2 separate regions of the Homo sapiens genome follow, and region 2 is linked to region 1. Evidence: chromatin contacts called from ENCODE Hi-C or POLR2A ChIA-PET data. All regions are on one chromosome and are shown on one strand. Each heading gives the region's core, a stretch centred on a gene start or an enhancer-like site at or near the end of the contact. The rest is flanking DNA. Distances are from core to core; before and after follow the strand shown.

What was found. A loop is a pair of places that touch in the nucleus more often than their neighbours do. ChIA-PET counts read pairs that join two places held with the same protein, here RNA polymerase II (POLR2A). Pooled maps may share reads with other maps.
Region 2: a loop to region 1 is called in a pooled map, with 2.9 times the contacts of the local background. The contact joins the promoter of ICAM1 here to the enhancer-like site in region 1. A Hi-C loop is called at or near these places in 3 of 50 pooled maps. POLR2A ChIA-PET finds 5 or more read pairs at or near these places in 8 of 52 experiments (A673, GM10248, GM12878 and 5 more).

Annotation. Positions count from the first base shown.
Region 1 is chr19:10,217,570-10,224,455 of GRCh38, forward strand. S1PR2 (sphingosine-1-phosphate receptor 2) reads right to left here. Exons shown (of 2, transcript NM_004230.4): 2 at 3,864-6,886. The coding sequence ends at 6,275. Among named protein-coding and RNA genes, the nearest start is that of MIR4322, 9.4 kb to the right of the region's middle. RefSeq lists enhancers at 1,997-2,497, 2,138-2,187, 2,318-2,547, 2,498-2,998, 2,768-2,847. Within about 2 kb of position 2,307, at least 2 of the 41 ENCODE cell types and tissues checked have a DNase peak (open chromatin) inside an H3K27ac peak, as active enhancers do; they include GM12878, where a contact is called at or near this core.
Region 2 is chr19:10,265,964-10,272,466 of GRCh38, forward strand. ICAM1 (intercellular adhesion molecule 1) reads left to right here and starts at 5,157. Exons shown (of 7, transcript NM_000201.3): 1 at 5,157-5,263. The coding sequence starts at 5,197. It overlaps LIMASI (lncRNA inflammatory and mucous response associated, antisense to ICAM1), which reads right to left. Exons shown (of 4, transcript XR_007067138.1): 2 at 727-831. RefSeq lists a silencer at 2,070-2,364 and enhancers at 4,719-4,808, 5,719-5,958.

The DNA of each region.
Region 1 (6,886 bases), core at 1,057-3,556:
TCCCGGGTTCAAGCAATTCTCCAGCCTCAGCCTCCCCGGTAGCTATGATTACAGGCGCTCGCCACCACGCCCAGCTAATTTTTTTTTTTGAGACAGAGTCTCACTCTGTTGCCCAGGCTGGAGTGCAGTGGCGCAATCTCGGCTCACTGCAACCTCCATCCCCCGGGTTCAAGAATTCTCCTGCCTCAGCCTCCCTAGTAGCTGCGACTACAGGTGCGTGCCACCACGCCCAGCTAGCTTTTGTATTTTTAGTAGAGACAGGGTTTCACCATGTTGGCCAGGCTGGTCTTGAACTCCTGACTTCATGATCCACCCGTCTTGGCCTCCCAAAGTGCTGGGATTGCAGGCATGATCCCAGGTGTAATCCCAAAATTAGGCACATGGCCTAATTTTGTATTTTTAGTAGAGATAGGGTTTCACCATGCTGGCCAGGCTGGTTTCAAACTCTTGACCTTGGCTGGGCACAGTGGCTCACGCCTGTAATCCCAGCACTTTGGGAGGCCTAGGCAAGCAGATCACTTGAGGCCAGGAGTTCGACACCAGCCTGACCAACATGATGAAACCCCCGTCTCTACTATAAATACAAAAATTAGCCAGGCTTGGTGGCACATGCCTGTAATGCCAGCTACTCGGGAGGCTGAGGCAGGAGAATCACTTGAACTCAGGAGGTGGAGGTTGTAGTGAGTCGAGATCACATCATTGCACTCCAGCCTGGGCATCAGAATAAGACTCCGTCTCAAAAACAAAACAAAACAAAACAAAAAAACTCCTGACCTCAGGTGATCTGCCCACCTCGGCCTCCCAAAGTGGTGGGATTACAGGCATGAGCCACCGTGCCCGGCCCTATTTTATTTTCTTCCTAGCACTTAACACTCACTGAAATGACCATCATTTGCTTTTGTTTTATTTATTCAACAAGTATTTACTGAGGACCTACTGTGTGTAGGCATTCCAGGCAGAGGGAACAGCAGGTGCAAAGGCCCTGGGGTGGGAACATGCCAAGTAGTGTTTAAGATGTTAGAGATAGCCAGGCATGGTGGCTCATGCCTGTAATCCCAGCACTTTGGGAGGCTGAGGTGGGAGGAGCACTGAGCCCAGGAGTTTGAGAGCAGCCTGGGCAACATGGTGAAACCCTGTCTCTACAAACAATACAAAAAAGCAGGCCAGTGTGTTGGCACATACCTGTAGTTCCACCTACTTGGGAGATTGAGGTGGGAGGATGGCTTGAGCCCAGGAGGTCAAGGCTGCGGTGAGCTGTGATTACGTCACTGCACTCCAGCCTGGGTGACAGAGTCAGACCCTGTATCAAAAAAAAAAAAAAAGTTAGAGAGCCATAAATAGCCAGGCAAGTTGGCTCACACCTGTAATCTCAGCACTTTGGGAGGTTGAGGCAGGCAGATCTCTTAAGCCTAGGAGTTCAAGACCAGCCTGGGCAACATGGAAGAATCATGTCTCTACAAAAAAAGAAAATTAGCAGGCTTATAATCCCAGTTACTAGGAAGCCTGAGGTGGAAGTATCACCTGAGCCCATGAGCCCAGGAGGTTGAGGCTGTAGTGAGCTGTGATTGCACCACTGCACTTGAGCCTGGGTAACAGAGTAAGACCTTGTCTCAAAAAAAAACAAAAAAACAACACTGGAGATACATTAGTAAATAAGGCAGGTGCAGTCCTATATTCACAGTGCTTGTATTTTAATGGGGGTAGAGACAGATAAATTGATACATATTAGGTTGGTGCTAAAATCATTGCGGTTTTTGCCATTAAAAGTCATTGTAGGCTGGGCACGGTAGCTCACGCCTGTAATCCCAGCACTTTGGGGGGCCGAGGTGGGTGGATCACAAGGTCAGGAGATTGAGACCATCCTGGCTAACACGGTGAAACCCTGTCTCTACTAAAAAAAAAAAATACAAAAAATTAGCCTGGTATGGTGGCGGGCACTAGTAGTCCCAGCTACTCAGGAGGCTGAGGCAGGAGAATGGCGTGAACCCAGGAGGCGGAGTTTGCAGTGAGCCGAGATCGGGCCATACACTCTAGCCTGGGTGACAGAGCGAGACTCCATCTCAAAAAAAAAAAAAAGTCATTGCGGTTTTTGCCATTAAAAGAAATAGCAAAAGTCATTGCAATTTTTGCTATTAAAGGTAATGGCAAAAACCGCAATGACTTTTGCACCAACTTAATAATATATACTGCCAGGTAATAAGCAAGTGACTCCTTTCTGAGGAGGTGGCATTTGAGCAGAGTCCTGAAGGGGGAGATAGAGAACCCTGTGGGTACTTGGGGAAAATCTATTGACTCCAGCCTGGCCTGTGCCTTTTTCCCCCACCCCACCCCCCATCCCATCTAGGGTTCAGGTTTCCAAACAGAGGTTGTTGTCTCAACTGCTAGAGAAGGGGAATTCCGATGGGGGTTGCAGGCCCTCAGCCTCTGCGGTCTGCCTTCTCTCCCACTGGCTGTCCTAGTCTTTGAGCTGGTGTTGCTGTGTGGGGCTCCAGCTTGGGTGCCTAGGGTCCCCCATCAAAGGGTTCATGCCTGAAATCCCAGCACTTTGGGAGGCCAAGGTGGAGGCAGGAGGATCGCTTGAGCCCAGGAGTTCGAGACCAGCCTGGGCAACATAGGGAGACCCCCCATCTCTACAAAAAAAAAAAAAAAAAAAATTAGCCAGGCATGGTGGTGCATGTCTGTGGTCCCAGCTACTTGGGAGGCTGAAGTGAACCATGATGGCACCAACTGCACTACAGCCTAGGCAACAGAGCAAGACCCTGTCTTAAAAAACAAACAAACAAAAAAACTCTAGACTTTTCTTCAAAGGAGCCACTGAGCCGGCTGCCTGCAGACAAAAGAGAAGAGTATCACCAGGGAACCCACCGAGGGACCCACCCGAGGCTGCATCCTATCTTGGCTTCTCCTGGTTCTTGATGAACTTCGTGGCTCCTCCTTCCATGGCAAAGAGGGAGCTAAGTGGCCTCTCTCTGTCTTTTTTTTTGCTCTGCTCTGTCGCGCAGGCTGGAGTGCAGTGCCGTGATCTTGGCTCACTGCATTCTCCACCTCCCGGATTCAAGCAATTCTCTTGCCTCAGCTTCCTGAGTAGCTGGGACTACAGGCACCCGCCACCACACCCAGCTAATTTTTGTATTTTTTGCAGAGACGGGGTTTCCCTATGTTGGCAGGCTGGTCTCGAACTCCTGATCTCAAGTGACCCACCCACCTCAGCCTCCCAAAGTGCTGGAATTATAGGAGTGAGCCACTGCACTCAGCTGAGTGGCCTTTCTCTAGCCCAGTGGTGGATCCAGTATGGTCTGGAGTCAGCCTGCTTGGGTTCAAATCCAGACAGGCGCTACCCCGACTAGCGCTGTGTGACTCTGAGCAGTTTGCTTGATCTCTCTGAACTCACACCTCCATAAGAGTTTATAGTAACTTCCACCTCCTGAGCAGTCAAGTCTTTATGCCTGGAAAGTGCTCGGTGAAGATCAGCCATTACTTTTGGGAACACCGTGTCTAAGGGTGGGTATCTGGGTTCTTTGTAGCCCCCTCAAACCATCTCTCCAGCTCCCCGGGAGGCACATACAATTGGGAGGATGTAGGAGCCTCCCACCACCTGCCAGGCTGTCTCCTTCAGAGAAAGCAGGGAGATCCCAGACCGAGTTAATCCCTGGGAGGTGCAGGTGAGTTGCCCCTGGGAAAGATCCCGGTTGACCTCTGTTTTCTCCTGGCTCAGGCCGGGTTAAGGGTGTCAGGAGCACAGAATGGGAAGGTTGGCAAAGGATGAGTTACTCAGGCAGCAGCCCCCCTCCTGTTCCATCCAGCCCAGCCATGGGGCGCTCCTGGGGGAAATTGCTCCCCGAAAAGACACACCAACCACAGGAAACAGAAATTGAACCGTTTATTAGCCTAGGTCTGGGTTTCAGGCATTGCGGAGGCACGTCTGGGGAGCTCTATGAGGGGAAACAAGCCCCTGACTGGCTCCTTGCCCCCCAAAGACCCGCTCCCCCAGGCTTTGCATTCACAAGAAATTACTCTGAGGCATGAGGTTTCCTTCCCCAAGGTGAGCTGCACCCCAGCTCTCCAGTGGGAGGATGGGCCAGCAATTCCAAAGGGGTCTGGGCAGGACCAGAGCTCCCCGACTTTGGCAGCTTCAACACAAACATGAGCAGACAGGACAGCATTCATTCTGGGGGAAATGTGACGAGGAGAGGAGGGTCACAGACATCACGCCTATGTGCACACGCGCGCGCGCACACACATACACACACACACACATAAATATACGTTTGTACCGTAACATCCCTTCCATTATCCACAGGTTTTTGTGAAGTCCTTCTGGGGGGTTAGGGGAGAGTGTCCCCAGGAAATGTCCCTAGCCACTGCCACCCCCATGCTCCATTCTATATAACTTGAAAGAAGAAGGCCGGGCACAGTGGCTCACGCCTGTAATCCCAGCAATTGGGGAGGCCGAGGCGGGCGGATCACTTGAGGTCAGGAGTTTGAGACCAGCCTGGCCAACGTAGTGAAACCCTGTCTCTACTAAAAATACAAAAATTAGCCAGACATGGTGGCAGGTGCCTGTAGTCCCAGCTACTCGAGAGGCTGAAGCAGGAGAATCGCTTGAACCCGGGAGGTGGAGGTGGCAGTGAACGGAGATTGAACCACTGCCACCTCAGCCTGGGTGACACAGTGAGACTCCATCTCAAAAACAAAACAAAAATCTTGAAACTGTCTCAAAAAAAAAATCTTGAAAGAAGACACAGCGGGGTTCTTGAAAGAAGACACAGAGAAGGCTCAAGGCTTCTCTCTGCCTTGCTCAGGAGACCTGGTACCTTAGCTGGGGCTGCAGGTGTGGAGCTGAGAATAGCTTGGGGGGTGGCTGTTTTTGAAAGGAGGGTGTCTGTGCAAATATCACACCCAGAATTTTCTCAAGTTGCGCCTTGCATCAAGAGTCCCAAAGTCCTCCCCAGCCACCCAAACTCGTTTTTCTCACTTTTGGTGATTATTCTGTGCCCCAAATAGTGCAACTGAGCAATGAGGTCTGAGAATGAGGAATGGACCTCAGCCGCCATCCCCTCCCCACCTCCAGCCGTGGTTTCCGGGCCTCAGAGAGACGGGGAGAAGTCGTCAAGTGGCAGCTGATGAAATTTGGGGAAGCTGTGGATTTGGGCTCTGGATGGTCAGAGAGGAGGCCTCTAGCTCCTCAGGACAGTGGTTCTGTAGTCGCACGAAGTTGCCCAGAGAAGGTGGCAGGAGGAATACATTCGAAAAGGAGAAATCGGTGCAGGACTAGGGGCCAGGGAAGAAAATGCAGAAATTCTTTGTACCGCCAGGTGAGGTGGCTTACGCCTGTAATCCCACACTTTGGGAGGCCAACACGGGCGGATCATGAGGTCAGGAGTTCGAGACCAGCCTGGCCAACATGGTGAAACCCCGTCTCTACTAAAAATACAAAAAAAAAAAAAATTACCTGGGCGTGGTGGTAGGCACCTGTAATCCCAGCTACTCAGGAGGCTCAGGCTGGAGAATCGCTTGAACCTGGGAGGTGGAGGTTGCAGTGAGCTGAGACCGTACCACTGCACTCTCCAGCCTGGGCAACAGAGCGAGACTTCATCTCAAAAAAAAAAAAAAAAAAAAAAAAAAAAAAAAAAAAAGCCGGGCACGGTGGCTCACGCCTGTAATCCCAGCACTTTGGGAGGCCGAGGCGGGCGGATCACGAGGTCAGGAGATCAAGACCATCCTGGCTAACACGGTGAAACCCCATCTCTACTAAAGGTACAAAAAATTAGCCAGGTGTGGTGGCAGGCGCCTATAGTCCCAGCTACTTGGGAGGCTGAGGCAGGAGAACGACATGAACCCAGGAGGCGGAGCTTGCGGTGAGCCGAGATCACGCCACTGCACTCCAGCCTGGGCAGCAGTGCAAGATTCCGTCTCAAAAAAAAAAAAAAATCCTTTGTACCAGGTGGTAAAGTGCTCCTGCCCTGAGCTCCCCTTAAATGCTGCCTGCCCTCACCCTGGCTCTTCACAGGTCCCCTGCCCTGGCCTCCCCAGGATCCAGTTCTAAAGGGGTCACACTAGCCACTGGACTGGCCCTCAGGACCGCACTGCAACACTGCTATGTGACTAGTCAGTGCCTTATCTGGCCTTTCCAGGTGTGAAATATTTGCAACATCACCCAGGTCTGTGGGGCGGGGGCATCTGGCTCAGTAGCCCCAAGTCTCTATCTGGGGTCACCCAGTGGCCTCTCCATGAACCCCTCTGCCCTGGCCTGGTTGTTGGTCCACCCCCACCCTCAGACCACCGTGTTGCCCTCCAGAAACGTGGGTGACGTGGGCATGTGCATGCCCCTCTCCAGGGAGCTGGAGCTGCGGAGTGGCAGGAGGTGGTGGCCCGGGGTCCCGCCCCGCCTCCGTCCTTGCACCCCCACCCCCGGCCTCCAGCACTGCAGCGGCCGAAGCACCTCCCGCCGCAGGTCCCGGCTGCGCCACGTGTAGATGACGGGGTTGAGCAGGGAATTCAGGGTGGAGACGGCGAAAAAGTAGTGGGCTTTGTAGAGGATCGGGCAGGAGTGGACGGGACAGGCATAGTCCAGAAGGAGGATGCTGAAGGCGGGCAGCCAGCAGACGATAAAGACGCCTAGCACGATGGTGACCGTCTTGAGCAGGGCTAGCGTCTGCGGGGCGGCCATGTCAGCGTGGCTTGAGCGGACCACGCAGTAGATGCGCACGTACAGGGCCACGATGGCCAACAGGATGATGGAGAAGATGGTCACCACGCACAGCACATAATGCTTGGCGTAGAGAGGCAGGACAGTGGAGCAGGCCTCGAGGTGGCCCAGGCAGTTCCAGCCAAGGATGGGCAGGCCACCGAGGACCAGCGAGATGAGCCACGAGGCCCCGATGAG
Region 2 (6,503 bases), core at 3,907-6,406, 51 kb after region 1:
TGCAACCTCTACTTCCCAGGTTCGAGCAATTCTCCTGCCTCAGCTTCCCGAGTAGCTGGGATTACAGGCCCGCGTCCCCACACCTAGCTAATTTTTGTATTTTTAGTAGAGACAGGGTTTCACCATGTTGGCCAGGCTGGTCTCGAACTCCTGACCTCAGGTGATTCTCCTGCCTTGGCCTCCCAAAGTGCTGAGATTACAGGTGTGAGCCACTGCACACGGCCTTAAATTTTATTTATTATTTATTTATTTATTTATTTAGAGACTTAGTCTCACTCTGTTGCCCAGGCTGGAGTGCAGTGGCATGGTCTCGGCTCACTGCACTCCACCTCCTGGGTTCACGCCATTCTCCTGCCTCAGCCTCCCGAGTAGCTGGGACTACAGGCGCCCACCACCACTCCCGGCTAATTTTTGTATTTTTAGTAGAGATGGGGTTTCACTGTGTTAGCCAGGATAGTCTCGATCTCCTGACCTCGTGATCCGCCTGCCTCGGCCTCCCAAAGTGCTGGGATTACTTATTTTGTTTTTTGTAGAGACAGGTTCTCACTGTGTTGCCCAGGCTGGTCTTGAACTCCTGATCTCAAGTGATCTTCCCACCTCAGTCTCTCAAAGGGCTGGGATTACAGGGGTGAGCCACTGCACCCCACCTTCCCTCTACTTTTTGACGGTTTCCTTCTGCTATGAATGTGCATGTCCAGTTGTCTGCTTCTTAGAACTGATATTTACCTTCCTCATCCATCAGCCATTGGAGGAGGACTGGGACCGCTCAGATTATTGATCTGACCCATTCTTTCGGCAGGGTTTCCTGGTGGCTGTCTTCCATCACCAAAACTGGAATCAGAAGAGTTTCCATAGCCCTTTTTTTTTCCCCACATCTTTGCTGAAGCAGAGTTTTGAAAAACAAAACCACAAACTAAGCTATTCCCCAGAAGAAATCTGTAATCAAAGATAAGCTCTGCCGGGCACAGTGGCTCACGCCTTTTGGAGGCCAAGGCGGGCGGATCACCTGAGGTCAGGAGTTCTAGACCTGCCAGGCCAACATGGTAAAACCTCATCTCTACTAAAAATACAAAAATTAGCTAGATGTGGTGGTGGGTACCTGTAGTCTCAGCTACCTGGGAGGCTGAGGCAAGAGAATCGCTTGAACCTGGGAAGTAGAGGTTGCAGTGAGCCGAGATTGCACCACTGCACTCCAGCCTGGGCGACGGAGTGAGACGACCTCACAAAAATTTACATAAATAAAATGAAAAGTAAAATAAAAATACAAAAGTTGGCCGGGTGCGTTTGCTCACGCCTGTAATCCCAGCACTTTGGGAGGGTGAGGCAGGCAGATAATGAGGTAAGAAGATCGAGACCATCCTGGCTAACACGGTGAAACCCTGTCTCTACTAAAAATACAAAAAATTAGCTGTGCGTGGTGACACGCACCTGTAGTCCCAGCTATTTGGGAGGCTGAGGCAGGAGAATCACTTGAACCTGGGAGGTGGAGGTTGCAGTGAGCCGAGATCGCACCACTGCACTCCAGCCTGGGCCACAGAGTGAGACTCCATCTTGAAAAAAAAAAAAAATACAAAAGTTAGCCAGGGGTGTTGGTGGGTGCCTGTAATCCCAGCTATTTGGGAGGCTAAGGCAGAAGAATTTCTTGAACCTAGGAAACGGAGGTTGCAGTGAGCCGAGATCACACCTCTGTACTCCAGCCTGGACAACAGAGCGAGACTTTGTCTCAAAAAAAAAAAAAAAAAAAAAACTAAATAGGCCGGGAGCAGTGGCTCATGCCTATAATCCCAGCCCTTTGGGAGGCCAAGGCAGGTGGATCACTTGAGGTCAGGAGTTTGAGACCAGGCTGGCCAACATGGTGTAACCCCGTCTCTACTAAAAACACAAAAATTAGCCGGGTCTGGTGGCGTATGTCTGTAATCCCAGCTACTCGGGAGGCTGAGGCAGGAGAATCACTTAAACCTGGGAGGCAGGGGTTGCAGTGAGCTGAGATCGTGCCACTGCACTCTAGCCAGGGTGACAGAGTGAAACTCTGTCTCAAAAAATTAAAAAAGAAATTCAGCAAGTAATGAGTTAAGGAATTCGAATATTAAGGCGAGTGACAAGGAACGCCCAGGATGTGGCCCAGGATGGAGTAGGGGGGACACTCATTTAGGAGAAAGCTCAGGCCACAAGACAGGAGGAGCCAGCCTTGTTGGGGTTGAAGGGAAGAGCATTCCAGGCTGAGGGAACTGCAAGGCGTTTGCATGGGACACTATGGGATGGCTTCTGCCCTTGGTGGGCAGCCTCTGGTCTGAGGCCATTCTTTGGCCTGCCTGACTGTCTGGCAACCGGGAGGAAGCCCTGCCCTTCCTGGAGACAGAAACAAAGGTCTAGGAAATATCTGCTTCCCTTTTCCTTGAAAAACGCTTAAGGGAACGGAGGACTGGGAGGTGCCGTCTCTCTCTGCCAGCCTGCCCCCTACCATAGCCATCCCACTCCCATCTCAGAAAGTGACCCGCCATCCTCCAAAAGGCTCGGACCCTGATCAAGGAGTCATCCCCCTTGTCCCAGCACCTCCAGTTGGCCCAGCCTCCAAAACGGATGTCAAATTCAGCCCTTTCTCCAAGGACACTGCCCAGTCCAGGCCCCACTATCATTCATCTGGACTAGAACAGTCACCTCCTCTCCCATCTCCTGGCTGCAGCTCTTGAAGCCTCAACTGGGCCCCTGTGAACACTTGAGTTAGGGCAAGGTCCTTCCTCTGCTCAGAACCCTCTATACCTCCCACCTCGCTGGGCATAAAAGCCAAAGTCCTGGCCAGGCACGGTGGCTCACATCTGTTATCCCAGCACTTTGGGAGGCCAAGGGGGGCGGATCACTAGAGGTCAGGAGTTAGAGACCAACATGGTGAAACCCCATCTCTACTAAAAATACAAAAATTAGCTAGGCGTGGTGACGCACCCCTGTAGTACCAGCTACTCGGTAGGCTGAGGTGGGAGAATCGCTTGAACCTGGGAGGCAGAGTTTGCAGTGAGCCGAGATCACACCACTGTGCTCCAGCCTGGGTGACAGAACGAGACTGGGGTTCAGAAACAAACAAACAAAACAACAAAGTCCTCCTCAGGTGACAGGAACTTGCACCTATCTGCCCTGTCATCTCCCTGCCCGCTCCTCTCCTCGAATCTCTCCTTTGCTAAGCCTGCTCCAGCCACACTGTTCTCCTGGCTGTTCCTTTTTTTTTTTTTTTTTTTTTTTTTTTGAGTCTCACTCTCACCCAGGCTGGAGTGCAGTGCCTCTATCTTGGCTCACTGCAACCTCCGCCTGCCGGGTTCAAGAGATTCTCCTGCATCAGCCTCCCAAGTAGGTGGAATTACAGGTGTGCACCACCACACCCGGCTAATTTTTGTATTTTGCATAGAGATGGGGGTCTCCCTATGTTGCCCAGGCTGGTCTTGAACTCCTGGGCTCAAGTGATCCTCCCATCTCGGCCTCCCAAAATGCTGGGATTACAGGTGGGAGCCGCGCCCAGGTGGATTTTTGTCTGACTCTGTTCATTCCTGTGTCCCCAGTACCTGGAAGGACGCCAAGCACACAGTAGGCGCTTAAAAAACATTGAGCCACATGTTGAGAAAAGAACGGCACCATTGTGGCTGCAAGTGGGACTTGGGCCGCGCGGGGGAGCTCGCGCACCTCGGGCCGGGGCAAGAGCTCAGTGGAACCCGCCCGAGGAAGAACCCGTGGCGCAGGATTTTCCCAGGCCTTCTGAGGACCAGGGGCGTCCCCCGTCCCACCCTGTGACTTTGCTCAGGCCGTTCCGGGGCGGGAATTCAGAACTCCTCAGCCCCCCAAGAAAAAAATATCCCCGTGGAAATTCCTTGGGAATGACCGAGGCGGGGGAAATATGCGTCTCTGGATGGCCAGTGACTCGCAGCCCCCTTCCCCGATAGGAAGGGCCTGCGCGTCCGGGGACCCTTCGCTTCCCCTTCTGCTGCGCGACCTCCCTGGCCCCTCGGAGATCTCCATGGCGACGCCGCGCGCGCCCCACAACAGGAAAGCCTTAGGCGGCGCGGCTTGGTGCTCGGAGACTTAAGAGTACCCAGCCTCGACGTGGTGGATGTCGAGTCTTGGGGTCACACGCACAGGCGGTGGCCAAGCAAACACCCGCTCATATTTAGTGCATGAGCCTGGGTTCGAGTTGCCGGAGCCTCGCGCGTAGGGCAGGGGTTCGAGCGCCCCTTCTCCCTGCCTCGCCTCTGCGCCTGGGGGCTGCTGCCTCAGTTTCCCAGCGACAGGCAGGGATTTCGAGCGTCCCCCTCCCCTCCCTCGTCAAGATCCAAGCTAGCTGCCTCAGTTTCCCCGCGGAGCCTGGGACGCCAGCGGAGGGGCTCGGCGCGTAGGGATCACGCAGCTTCCTTCCTTTTTCTGGGAGCTGTAAAGACGCCTCCGCGGCCAAGGCCGAAAGGGGAAGCGAGGAGGCCGCCGGGGTGAGTGCCCTCGGGTGTAGAGAGAGGACGCCGATTTCCCCGGACGTGGTGAGACCGCGCTTCGTCACTCCCACGGTTAGCGGTCGCCGGGAGGTGCCTGGCTCTGCTCTGGCCGCTTCTCGAGAAATGCCCGTGTCAGCTAGGTGTGGACGTGACCTAGGGGGAGGGGCATCCCTCAGTGGAGGGAGCCCGGGGAGGATTCCTGGGCCCCCACCCAGGCAGGGGGCTCATCCACTCGATTAAAGAGGCCTGCGTAAGCTGGAGAGGGAGGACTTGAGTTCGGACCCCCTCGCAGCCTGGAGTCTCAGTTTACCGCTTTGTGAAATGGACACAATAACAGTCTCCACTCTCCGGGGAAGTTGGCAGTATTTAAAAGTACTTAATAAACCGCTTAGCGCGGTGTAGACCGTGATTCAAGCTTAGCCTGGCCGGGAAACGGGAGGCGTGGAGGCCGGGAGCAGCCCCCGGGGTCATCGCCCTGCCACCGCCGCCCGATTGCTTTAGCTTGGAAATTCCGGAGCTGAAGCGGCCAGCGAGGGAGGATGACCCTCTCGGCCCGGGCACCCTGTCAGTCCGGAAATAACTGCAGCATTTGTTCCGGAGGGGAAGGCGCGAGGTTTCCGGGAAAGCAGCACCGCCCCTTGGCCCCCAGGTGGCTAGCGCTATAAAGGATCACGCGCCCCAGTCGACGCTGAGCTCCTCTGCTACTCAGAGTTGCAACCTCAGCCTCGCTATGGCTCCCAGCAGCCCCCGGCCCGCGCTGCCCGCACTCCTGGTCCTGCTCGGGGCTCTGTTCCCAGGTGAGTCGGGGTGGGGATTGCCGTCGGGCCAGTTCTCCGAAGCCCCGGGAGGACCGGCTCCCGGGTCAGGTCATGCATGCTTAGGTAGCTGTTTATGGGAAGGAGGGGCTAGAGACAGCGATTGAAAGGCAACAGCCAGTAGGTTCGAATCCAGACCCTGCATACCTCCACGTGTGGCCTTGGGCTATAGATTGCAGCTTTAAAAAAGGGTAGGGGGTTGGAGATGGAGGGGAGGGGCGGGCCTCGTTTTGTTGCCCAGGCCGGTCTTGAACTCCGGGGGTCTAGCCTTACCTCCTGCCTCAGCCTCCCGAGTAGCTGGGATGAGAGGTGTGAACCACCGCCTTGCTTGGCTAGATTGCGTCTCTTACAGTTTCTCAGCTGTAAAACGGGAAACGTTATAGCGGCCACCTGGCAGGGTATCTTGGCCCAGCGCAGCACCTGGCCCCAGGACTCGATCATGATGGTTTGGGAACTTGGCTCTGTGCCAACCCAACAAGGCTTAAGGGACCCCCACCCCCCTCAAGATGTATATTCTGTTCCTCATCCTCTCTGCCCCTGGGGAAGTCCAGGGCTGCTTCTACTTGGGGGAATTCCAGAGCTGACTTATCCGTGGCCCAAAGCTGAGAAGTGGGACGCCCCAGCACACCCTCCCCCAGCTCCAGCCCAGCTAGGGAAGAGGGAAGGGGTCAGAGGGTCTTTCATGGTGGTGTAAGTTTGGGGAACCAGGAGGGTGGGAGATTGACAGCTTGGTTAACAGCTCAACAAAGCCTGAGATCCAGGCCAGCACGGTAGTTCATGCCAGTAATCCCAACACTTTAGGAGCCCCAGGCGGGCGAATCACTTAAGGTCAGGAGTTTGAGACCAGCCTGGCCAACATGGCAACATCCCGTCTCTACTAAAAATACAAAAATTAGCTGGCATGGTGGTGGGCGCCTGTGATCCCAGCTGCTCGGGAGGCTGAGGGAGGAAAATCCCTTAAGCCCACGAGGCTGAGGTTGCAGTGAACCAAGATTGTGCCACTGCACTCCAGCCTGGGAGACATAGCGAGATTCTGTCTCAAAAAACAAAGCGTTCTGATCCGGACTCAGACCCAGATCGCACTGCTTTCTAGCTGAGTAACCATTTCTCTCTATGAAATGGGAATGGTCCCAGAATCTCCCTTGGAGAATGTATGGAGCCAGTGTCCTCACACCCCCATCCAAGATAGAACAAATCTGAGACAGGAATCTTTGAGTGAGGC